Linked DNA regions of Mus musculus: region 1 is linked to region 2. Evidence: chromatin contacts called from ENCODE Hi-C or POLR2A ChIA-PET data. All regions are on one chromosome and are shown on one strand. The core of a region is the stretch at or near the end of the contact, and the rest is flanking DNA. Distances in the headings are between cores, read along the strand shown.

Region 1 (5,788 bases), core at 2,705-5,204, 190 kb before region 2:
AGCTTTAGGGAGAGCCTTTGCTCCAATTGTTGGGGGGACCAACATGGAGACTGAGCTGCATGTTTGTTATGTATGTCCTGGGGGCCTCTGTCCAGCCCATGCATGCTCTTTGGTTGGTGGCTCAGTCTCTGAGAGCTTCCAAGAGTCCAGGTTAGTTGACTGTTGGTCTTCCTGTGGGGTGCCTATCTCCTTCAGGGTCTTCAATTCTTCCCCCAACTCTTCCATGATTCCTTAAGCTCTGTCCAATGTTTAGCTTGCTGTGGGTATCTGCCTCTGTATCAGTCAGCTGCTAGGTAGAGCCTCTCAGAGGACGGTTATGCTAGGCTCCTGTCTGCAAGCATAACAGAGTATCATTAATAGTGTCAGGGATTGGTGCTTGCCCATAGGATGGGTCTCAAGTTGGGCAAGTTATTGTTTGGTCATTCCTTCAATATCTGCTCCATCTTTGTCTATGCATTTTTTTGTAGACCGGACAAATTTGGGGTTGAAAGTTTTGTGGATGGTTTGGTGTCCTTATCCCTCCACTGGGGGTCCTGTCTGGCCACAGGAGTGGCCTTTCAGGCTCCACGTCACCACTATTAGGCATCTCGGCTAAGGTCACCAACATTGACTCCTGGGAGCCTCCCTCATCCCAGGTCTTTGGGACTTCCTAGAAACTCTCCCTGCCCCCAGCAGCTGCAGATTTCCACTCATTCTCCTGGCCCTCTGGCCCTCTCTCCACACCTCCTCCAGCCCCCTCCTCATTATCACCTGCACAAGGGTGGCAACGTCCAGAGCAAGCTGAGCTCTTCCTTGTTAATCATAAACCAAGAAGATGTCCCCACAGACATGCCCACAGGTCAACGTGACAGAGGCTTCCTTTTCCCAGGGGATCTAACTTGCATCACGTTGGGAGTAACTAGCCAGTACAGCCACTGTAAAATATTTTTAAAGATGATGATGATGAGTAGGAGGAGAAAAAGAGTACTGTAGTTTTTCTTTAAGCGATATGTTCAAACATCTCCCAACAACAGAGCAAACAAATGATTCCACTCAAGTCCAGCTTACTGAACCAACGAGTCTATTGGGTTTCTTTACAGGGGTGTGGTGAGGGGTTACAGGAACACGGGTGACTGCAAAACAACTGCATCTCTGAAAAGCTCTCTGAAACTGTACCATGCGATTTCCTCATTCCTACAGCCTGCGTGCTCTCATGCACACACACACATGAACATACATACATGCCCACTGGCACACACATACACACATACATACACATGGACATATATACATGCATACGGGCGTGCACACAAACACACATGAACATACATACTCACACACACATACAGGTGTGTGTGTGTGTGGGGCTATGATGCTTAGCAGACAGTGCTCCACAACTATCACCCAACATGATATGCAGCCAGGGCAGGGAACATAGGAGGGACTGAGTGACTGAACCAATCCCTCCTTCAAGGGAACATCGATAGGCCCCATCCTGTGAGAATCCCTCATGGAATTCATAGCCTCTCTGATTAAGACGGTAATGGTGAACTTAAGAAATAACTGATAAAGTACTTGCCCTGGAAGGATGAGAACCTCAGTTCAGATCCCCAGCACCCACGTAACACCTAGCTATGGTCCTGTTCACATGTAATCCCAGCTCTGGAAAAACAGAGAGGATCCTGGGACTTGCTGGCCACTCAGTCACGCCGAGATGATGATCTCCAGGTTCTGCAAGAGACTTTACTAAAGAAGAAAAAGGGTGGTGGGTGGGTTGGCAGGACGGCTAGGGGGTAAGGGTACTCAGTATTAATCTTGGGGACCTGAGTTCCAGCCCCAGGACCCATAGGGTGGAAGAAGAGATGGCTCCCTCCTGCCCCATAAATAAATGCAATTAAAAAATTAATGGAAATAATGTGGAGTGTGAAGGGGTGTTAGAGAGAGATACAAAGGCAAGAAGGTGGAAGCAGGCGCCCTGAGTAGACAGCTTCCGGTTCGCTGGAAGACAGTAAGAGAAGGTGGGAACAGAGGGCAGGTTTCTAAACAGGACCAGCTGGGTAAAGGGGAGCACCTAGGGGGCTATAGAATACCCAGCCTAGAATGGGTTAGGACTCAGGGGCCCCCTCCCATCCAAAGGGTTTTCCTTCTTGTTACTTTTCCTTTCTTGGCAACTTGGTCTTCTGTCTTCTCTGGAAGTTCAATTACTTGTCCATGCCTGAGAAGGACCCTTCATGACCACAAGTGCCTCCCCTTCCCCGACACACACACTCACGCACCCGAGACACACAGAGAAACAGAGAGAGAGAGAGACAGAGACGGGATAGTGATTAATGGCTCTGAGGCTTAGAGGATAGTGTTCTACAGCTAACGTAAGCAGCTTCTCAGAGAACACATCCGTGAAATGGATTATGACATGGGAAAAGGCCTTTTCAAACACACAGTAACTATATTTCAAGCCTTTGATTAAAACAGAAAAAAAAATCTAGTTAGTATTTTGAAATCTCCTAGATTTCTGTATTGCAAATAGAATTGCTGTAGGGATCCGCTTGGCACAATTACAGCCATCTTGGGCACAATTGCAGTCTTGTGCTGCAGGCATCCTTGGCACACACCACAGAGCCTACCAGACAAATGAAGTCTTTTAGACGGTCCAATGTGGTGTGCCAGCCACCGATGCTGGGCTGTTTCTTAACTGACAGGGACATGTTAACAGTGAGAAAGACCAGGTACATCCAGGGACTGCGGCTCACGGTTACCTAACTGAGCATAACTTGCTTCTGTTTCAGGTACAGGAAGTGACTAGTCTTGCCGAGTTGCTCTTCTGCCTGTGAATTCTTGCTAAAGCATGCCTATGCAACCCTTGGCTCTGCATCTCCTTATGTCTCACAGCATCTTCCATCTTCGGTGGAACCCCAGCCCACAGGAAGCTAAGGCCTGAGGATCAGGAGTTCAAGGCCAGCCAGGTACATATCAAGTGAAATTCCAGCCTGGGTTACTGGGATGATATCAAACTTAACAAAGGTGGGTGTAGTGACACACAGCTCTATCCTGGTGCTTGTGAGGTGCAGGCAGGAGGATCATAGGTTCAAAGTTATCCTTGGCTACATAGTGAAAATCGAAGCCAGCCTGGGCTACAGACAAATAAAAACAGACCACAAAACAAAAGATAGCATTTGGCCCTGGTAACTCTGTGTCCACCTTTCAGCCAGGTGGTTTAAGGCAGATTGCAGGGAGGGCACCTAAAGCTTGAGGAGAAAGGCTGTTTTATGTATGTTTACTGGAACCTTAGTTCAGGTGGGCCACTTAAAATGTTTCATCTGAGTGGGTGAGCGGTACAATGCGATGAAAAGGAACTTGGAGTCCCCAGGATACTGGAAGCCCGAGTTCCAGTTCTGCAACCCAGAACAAGTGAAATGTTCCGTGAAAATTTTATGTTCTGGTTTCCATGTGAATATGAAACAGTAACACATGTGAGGTTTTTCTCTACCCCATACTTGAATTTCTGATTTCCCTCTTCTTAGCCAACATTGCCCTACACTCCCCCACACTCTCCATACCCTCCTCTCAGACTCCTTATTCTTCCTCCATGTCACCTTGTGGTGGTTCTGCAGTGGGGATGGGTGTCTCACGATTTTAATCCTTACAGGTCTTCCCGAGTACAGACACAAAGAGAAGCTCGGGTCACTCAGAAGTGGAAGGAAACACGCCCTAGCGTGACTAGTGCAGATGGGATCTAAGTGTTCAACTCACACAGGACTTTTGTCATTCCGTTCCCGGGAGTATTACTGCAGCATCGCTTTCGCTTGTTCCCAGCTGAGTTCGTCATGACGTAATCGTAGGAATCCGAGGAAGTGCGCGCGTCTCCAGGAAGCGAGAGTGACGCCACAGTCTGGCATCTTGCAGTCTTCCCACTGCTCTGCCTGGACATTTTGTGGAGAATATCCCAGAATCTTGCGTTTGCCACCTCTAGTGGAGAAGCAGATAGGTCACAGGGAGCTGAATGCAGGAGGCAGCGCCAAGGCTCCCACCACCAGGAAGAACCGCCTCCAGATGGTTCCCGGACCAAAGTGAGCAATCACCTGTCATCGCCTGTGGGAAGACGTCAGCAGGCAATGCTTGCCAACAGCACCTGGACCATCTCTGCTAGCTGACAAGACCTAACCAACCTTCTTTTATCTTTCATGACGTCTGTGCTTCCAAACTTACTAGATACAAATGCGAGGCGTTTTCTAAGTTTAAATTCTCACTCAAATCCCTATTAAAATTTTCCCCTGTGCTTATGTTTTTCCTTTTGTAAAACATTCAGATTCTGTCTTAGAATAGAAAACAAAACAAAACCCAACACTACACAAACGGGGCATGGTTTTGCATTTGCTGGCACACTGAATGAAAACAGCTCTCAGAAACCAGGATGGAGCTGGGATAGACGCCTCTAGGGTCCTTCAGCTTCCTACACAGGGCATCTAGCTAGACGCCCTTAACTGTTAGTGAGTGAGCAGAGACTAAGTAGAGGTGTCTGTGGATTTGGAACAGCTTAGAAAGTAGCTGAGATCTTGCAGGGCCGGGCAGCAGGAAATTAGTGTTTACTGGGACAAAGCCATCTGCCTAGGGAAGACATTCTTCAGTGGACGTGACACTGCATACTGCCCTGCACAGGCTGGCCTTAAACTTACCGTGTAGCTGAGGATCTCCCTGCATGTCTTATTTCTCTGCTTCTACCTCCCAAGTCCTGGGATTACAGGCACAAACCACCACATACAGCGTCCCCTAAACTTTTCTGGTTCCCTCTGATTGCCAGAGGCAGCAGGAATGCAGCCCAGCACTGCGGAGGGCAGTCGGAGGAGAGCCCAACTAAGGACCTCCACTTGGATAAAGCCAGATCCGTGACTGCATCCTAGGAAAGACATTCAGACAAGCCGATGTGAAATAAAGTTAGTGGGTTACTAAGTAAAGCTAATGGATGATAAATACTTATATTTACCAGGATGGACACTATTCAGCTGGAATGGAACATGGTGACCAGGTTGTTTGGTTGCTGTGGGGCATTTTAAGACTCATGAGAAATGAAACATTGCTTAAGGGCCGCCTTGGAGGGTGTTCTCTATGGTGTGATGCAGGCGTTGTTGTCACCAGGGAGTCAGGATGGCCGTGGAGATGGAGGAGCAGCTGGAGGCCTGTGCTTCCTGTGGCCTGGACAGAGAAGAGGAAGCATCCATATGTGATCCAGGAGACAGAGGCTAAAGAATGCCTCGGCCCTCCAGGCTGGTCTCAGAGCTTTTCCATCAATGGCTGAGGGCCCTCCCAGCACTAGAGGGTGGTCCAGGTTGGCCTCAAACTTCTGCAAAGATCTCTATGAAGAGATGGACTCTCCAAATTTCAGTCAGCCCTTTAGAGTCGGTAATGAAGAAACACACAGAAAGATAGAAACAGACAGACAGACACACACACACTCATAGAGAGAAAGGCAGAGAGACAGGGAGATATAGACACACAGAGAGACATAGAGAGAGAAACAGAGAAAGATGAAGAGACATAGAGTTATAGACACACACACACAGAGACAGAGACACAGAGATACAGACAGAGAAACACAGACATGCAGAGAGACAGAGAGATAGACACAGAGAGACAGAGAGATAAACACACAGAGACAAAGAGAGACAGAGACACAGAGAGAAGGGGAAGGAAAGGAAGGAACAAAGAGATACAGACACACACAGAGAGACTGAGATACAGACACACACATACAAAGAGAGAGACAGAGAGATAAAGACACACACACACACAGACTGAGATACAAACACACACA
Region 2 (6,075 bases), core at 1,085-3,584:
TAACTAGCGTGTAGAGGTCGGAGAACTACAGACAGCAGTTGGTTCTCTCCTACTGTGTAGGTTCAGGATACTGAACTCAGGTCATCCAGTTTGTGTTACGTGTTTTAACAGCTAAGCCATCTGGCTGACCCTTTCTTGGCTCCCTAATTCTGTTACCTCTCTGCAGGCAGCCTCTGGGCACAGAAGCCTGATAAGGTGCTGCCTGCATCTGAGTGGCACTGGAAGCCAACTCTGAAACATCTTTATTTTCCAACCAAGCGTGAGCTTGCCTATCTGGGAAGGGAAGGCTTGTCTCTGCCCACATATATTGTTTTAACTGTAGCAAAAGTCAATGCTGAGTTTCATTTCTGTCACGTCCTGTGTGTCTGGGTATAACTATATGCACATAACCGCAGGTGCCTGCAGGAGAAGTTGGATCTCCTGAAGGTGAAGTTACAGGCAGCTGTGAGCTGCCAGTCAAGGGTGTTAGGAACTGATATCTGGTCTTCTGGAAATTCAACAAATGTTCTTGAATGCTGAGCCATGTCTCCAGCCCCTACCAGCCACTCTAATTTACTGAGAAGCCGGTGGCACATACCTTCAAACCTTCGGTGACCATCGTAGTCCTCAGAGCAGGGAACCTCAATGAACCTGCCTTCTAGGACCTCACCACGACGGGCCACAACCTCAGCAACATCATCATCGATCCCCACACTACTCCAGAGCAGACATGTGACCAGAGCAAGGCCGACCCCAAAGGCCACAATCCTTAGCCATGTCCTCTGTGCCTCCCGAGGCAGCCGGTCCTTCTTGGTACTAAAGAAAGAGACGATAACCAGCCACTGGATGCAGCCATCATACTAAGCATGCCAATCAAACTCACAAGATGTTCACACTGGATGCCACCAGGCTTGGGCTGTGTCTACACTGATCTCTGATCAAGATGGATGCATCCCATCAATCCTGAGATATGGGAAGTACTTGTAAGCTAATTATGAGGCAGCTGGTGGGAAGTAGGGCATCTACTTCCATCCACAACTCAAGCTTATCAGGATGCCCACCATCACCACCCCTCAGAAGAGCTTCCCAGGCAGTATATGGACCTGTCTTCTCTGACCAGACAGGGCTGAATATGTGCTTCAATGGGCAAAAAAATTGTGGGCTGACCATAGGTAATTTCTGTCCAGCCCACAGAGCACCTATTTGGAGGATTGTCAGGGCATGTGAGTCTCTGATCACTCATGCATCCATATATGACTGCCCCATCCCAAGCCTGTGTTTCTACACGAACACATGTGTACGTAAACCAGCGTACATGAAGCATATCTACTTAACTCAAATCATAAACCTGGAGCCAGAAAGAGCACAGAAGAATGTCAGAAATGATATGTGTAAGTTTCCTCTACGACCCAGGTCTGTGTGGTCCGGTCCCTGATGAAGCTGTGTCTGTGTCTCTACACTTCTGTGTGTATAACTAGAGTGGCTGAGCTCTGCTGTCCAGGAAAGGTCTCAAAATACATGCAGAATTGTCAGAGTTAGGTCCCTGTCCCTAAGGACTCCGTTTCTTAGTTACCATTTCAGGTGTGGGTTTGACAGAGGCTCACAAGGCCAGTTTTGGATAGGTGAGGTGTGAAAGGCTGGGATGAGGTAACCAGCAGAGATGTGAGGAGACAGACCATGTAGTGGGTGGGGAGTCCTAAAGGCTCAAAAAGGGTCCCTAGCGAGAGAAACCTGTTCACGTGACTGAATGCAGCTCGACTCCAAGAAGAGGTTTCCTGTGGGCAGGGCCTCTGTGCAGAGCTTGGAGGTGGGCAGCCACGTGGACATTTTCACTATAGAAAGGATGCCGCAGGATACACTAACCAAGTCACGCCCCAACACATCAATCACGCCCACACTACCACGCCCTCTCTCTAAATTAAGCCTGCTCAAGTCTCAGTAGGGCTGGTCCCACCTGTCACCTCTAGCCAGGGACCAACCCAGACACGAGTCAGACCCCGCCTTGTCATGAGCACGTCCCACCCCTGTTAGGTCCCACCCCTGGGATGGCCACGCCTCACTCTGCCAAGGACACAGCAATCAAGACCACGCTCTGCCTCCCTCCGACCCCGCCCTCGGAGTGGCCACGCCCACACACACCAGTCAGGCTCCGCCCGCTGTGGCGCGCGGCCTCCCGGTCCCTAAGGATCCCGCTACCTGGTCGCGCGCCGGCGCTCTGCAGCACTACTTCCCTCGGGAATTCTGGGTGGTCCCCTCCGCTGAGGCGCCATCGGGCCCAGCCGTCGCAGAGCCAGCTACGACACGAGAGCCACCAAACTCGGGGCAATAGCTGCGACAGCGAAAGCGAGGCGGGAACGGGGTCGGGACGCGGGAGCGACGCGCTCGGTCTTCGTCCGGCTCACGGCCAGACGAGAGCAATCGGAGGCCGAGCGGTGGCGGGGGTGGGGTGGGGTGGGGGGAGGCGGAGCCTTCTCGGCCCTTGGCACTGCAACCCTGAGGCACCTGCGGAATTCTGTCTTCTCCTGTAGCTGGGCTGCGGCGGCGACGCGGGTGAGTCAAGCCCACAGCCACCGATTGTGCTGGGCCCGGATGACCTGTCTCCTACGGCCGCCGCCCTCTCCTTTCCCCGGCCCCGAGAGCTGCATTGAGAAGCCTGTCAGGGACTTTGAACTGCCTGAGAGTGGCAGGTCGGGCAGGGTTGGGGATTGAGGGCGAGCGTAGGGGGGGTGTGGTTCCTAAGGCTAGGACTTTTGAGTCCTTGCACAGGACGAGCAGGTGAAATCATGCAACTGGATGCACAACTCTGTAATTCTTTTTAATAATCGCTTGTGATTTTACAGAAGGTAGGAAAACTGTTTCTAATATCTTGACTGCTTCAGTGTCCTCCAGAAATGAACTGTAATGGAAACTATAGTCAGTTCTGATATATGTAGAGTTTATTCCCTTTTCAGGTTATTGTTGTTGTTATTTGCAGTAGCCAGGGTGGATCGCAGGGTTCCTGGCATAATGAGCAGCCGGTGCTGTATCACGGAGCTAGTCACCATCTCTCCAAATTACCACTGCCTTAATTGTTTTTCAGTACGAGGAATTGAACCTAAGGCCTTCTGCATGCTAGACAAGTGTTGTACCACTAAGCAATCCAGTCCTTATTTTACTTATTAGTCTGGAGACAGGGTCTTATTAAGTTGCAAAGTCTAGCCTTGACCTTCCTTTATAGCCCAGGCAAGTCTTAAACTTTAATCCTCCTTCCTCAGGAGGGGGTGGGGTGGTGTACTGGCTAGCTTTGTGTCAACTTGACACAGCTGGAGTTATCACAGAGAAAGGAGCTTCAGTTGAGGAAATGCCTCCATGAGATCCAACTGTAAGGCATTTTCTCAATTAGTGATCAAGGGGGAAAGGCCCCTTGTGGGTGGGACCATCTCAGGGCTGGTAGTCTTAGTTCTATAAGAGAGCAGGCTGAGCAAGCCAGGTGAGGCAAGCCAATGAAGAACATCCCTCCATGGCCTCTGCATCAGCTCCTGCTTCCTGACCTGCTTGAGTTCCAGTCCTGACTTCCTTTGGTGATGAACAGCAGTATGGAAGTGTAAGCCGAATAAACCCTTTCCTCCCCAACTTGCTTCTTGGTCATGATGTTTGTGCAGGAATAGAAACCCTGACTAAGACAAATTGGTACCAGGAGTGGGGTATTCCTGTGACAACCTGACCATGTTCTGGGGAGGACTGTGGAAGGACTTTGGAACTTTGGGCTTGAAGATCCATTCGTTGTTAAGAGCTCTGTCAGATGTTGTGTAGGAGCTTGGAAGATAATGTTGAGAACAGTGCAGAAGATGGAGGTTTGGTTTGTGAAATTTCAGAGGGAAAATTAAAGACTCTTTTCAGGGCCATTGCTGTTTTGATTGTGAAGATTCTGTAGTTCTGGTTAGCTGGGGCTGAAGAATCAGCTGTGATTAACAAGATACCAGAACTACTAAAGCAAAAACTTTGCATTACTGGGACTATTGATGCTGGTTAGCTGGAGCTAAGAAATTAGCGGTGATTAAGAAGAGACCAGCATCATTGAGGTGACATCTTCTGGGAGGTGTTTTCTGAGAGCACAGTGGCTGTGTTCCAGATATAGCCAAAGTTGTACCTTGTGCTGTGGCTGGACTTGGTAATGTGTAAGAGTCACCCAGGTGGTACTGGTTTTGAAGGCATGAAGGAGTTGAGCAGAACAGCTGAGGATTGGCACTGTGAGAGGCCATGGAAGGCCATTGGTGAAAGTGCAGCCTCAGTTGCAATTGATGGCCCAGGACTGAAGGGGTCATGCAGTGTTTTGGAGATGCCAGTACCATGAGATGACCACCAAGAGCAGCAGCAGCAGTGGAGTACAGGCATCTGGAGCCTAGAGGATGACACATGTGCTACAAAGGGCCTGGCTGGAGAAGTGACCCAAGCCCTTGGAGGAGCCCAGAAGATCGTGAGTTGGATCCCAGACATTGGACGGTTAGAGATTGACTTTTGCTTTTGATTGTGACTGTGCCCTGATATTTTCCCTCTTGAAGGAAGAAACTGTTTTAGTGGAGCCCACAGTTAAGAGACTTTTAATTGTAAAAAGACTTTGGATTTTAAAAGAGATGGATATTTTAAAGAGATTGAAATTTTAAGCATATGTAAAGACTGTGGGACTTTTAAAGTTATTTAGAATGGGGATGAATAAGATTGTAAGGGTTGAGGCTTACTAGTGATGTGTTTGTGTGTCAAGTTGACAAGGGGTCAATTGTACTGGCTAGCTTTGTGTCAACTTGACACAGCTGGAGTTATCACAGAGAAAGGAGCTTCAGTTGAGGAAATGCCTCCATGAGATCCAACTGTAAGGCATTTTCTCAATTAGTGATCAAGGGGGAAAGGCCCCTTGTGGGTGGGACCATCTCAGGGCTGGTAGTCTTAGTTCTATAAGAGAGCAGGCTGAGCAAGCCAGGTGAGGCAAGCCAATGAAGAACATCCCTCCATGGCCTCTGCATCAGCTCCTGCTTCCTGACCTGCTTGAGTTCCAGTCCTGACTTCCTTTGGTGATGAACAGCAGTATGGAAGTGTAAGCCGAATAAACCCTTTCCTCCCCAACTTGCTTCTTGGTCATGATGTTTGTGCAGGAATAGAAACCCTGACTAAGACAGGTGGGAAAGGTGTTACAGGTGTATGCCACTGCCATGCTTGCTATAAATCATCATAATCTCACAAGGAAATACAGATCATTAAATGGTTAATAAATGCCTATCTCAGGGCAGTTTATAAATATTGTATTCAAATGTGGAAATAAAGGAGAGGGCTGTGTCTGCTCCTCTTTATAACTTAAGTTCTCTCCACCAGGAAGAAGTCCCAGACAGAGACTCTGTTATAGGAGTTTACAAAAAAATACCAACATGTCATCACCCACGCCATTTAAGATGAGATTAGTTCATTTGGACCTTAAAGGAGCGCCGCCAAAGGTTTCATATCTCTCTGAGGTAAGGACTCCCTTCACCTCGAATGAGCTTTCACTCTGTGGAAGCGAGCACTGGAGAGACAGCCTCGAGGCCTTCTGGGTCCTGGTGGTGACAGAGCATGGGGTTTTCATCCTCCCAGTTCCCCTCAGAATCAGACAGGACCGTGTAAATGGCCAGTAAAACTCAGAATCTACCTGTCTTTTTTTCTTTTCTTTCTTTTCTTTCTTTCTTTTTTTTTTTTTTTCAAGAATCTGCCTGTCTTGACCCTGCCAGTGCCAGGGTTATAGGCACACACCACCATCCCTGGCTTTTATATGACTGTTAGGGATCCAAACTCCAGGAAAAGAGGAGACTTTAGACCTAAAGTTGAGAAAACACATAAACAAGGACACCCTGAGACAACAGGAGCAGAGCGATACAATCACAAATTAATGAACCAGAAGCTAGAAGAGGCAGGAAGGACTCTCCTGTGAGACCTTGTGAGAAAGCATGCCCTGCCAACTCCTCAGCTGGAACTCCTGGCCTCCGGGACAATGAATGAAATCCCGTTATTTGAAGCCATGTCATTTGTAGTCATTTCTAACAATAGACCTAGAATCCCAATACATTCTTCAACATGAACACAGTATACTCA

What was found. Hi-C counts contacts between places; a loop is a spot of excess contacts on that map. ChIA-PET counts read pairs that join two places held with the same protein, here RNA polymerase II (POLR2A).
Region 1: a loop to region 2 is called in a map of heart, with 9 times the contacts of the local background. The contact joins the enhancer-like site here to the promoter of Ogfod3 in region 2. A Hi-C loop is called at or near these places in 10 of 37 maps with a recorded cell type or tissue (gastrocnemius, heart, left cerebral cortex and 1 more). POLR2A ChIA-PET finds 5 or more read pairs at or near these places in 1 of 5 experiments (embryonic stem cell).

The regions. Positions count from the first base shown.
Region 1 is chr11:121,011,167-121,016,954 of GRCm38, forward strand. Gm30062 (a long non-coding RNA gene) reads left to right here. Exons shown (of 3, transcript XR_003949840.1): 2 at 2,766-2,942; 3 at 3,626-4,255. Among named protein-coding and RNA genes, the nearest start is that of Gm30062, 4.6 kb to the left of the region's middle. Within about 2 kb of position 3,955, at least 2 of the 3 ENCODE cell types and tissues checked have a DNase peak (open chromatin) inside an H3K27ac peak, as active enhancers do; they include heart and left cerebral cortex, where a contact is called at or near this core.
Region 2 is chr11:121,202,314-121,208,388 of GRCm38, forward strand. It overlaps Ogfod3 (2-oxoglutarate and iron-dependent oxygenase domain containing 3), which reads right to left and starts at 2,335. Exons shown (of 9, transcript NM_025402.2): 1 at 2,176-2,335; 2 at 578-795. The coding sequence starts at 2,249. It overlaps Hexdc (hexosaminidase (glycosyl hydrolase family 20, catalytic domain) containing), which reads left to right and starts at 5,330. Exons shown (of 12, transcript NM_001146073.1): 1 at 5,330-5,462. The coding sequence starts at 5,379.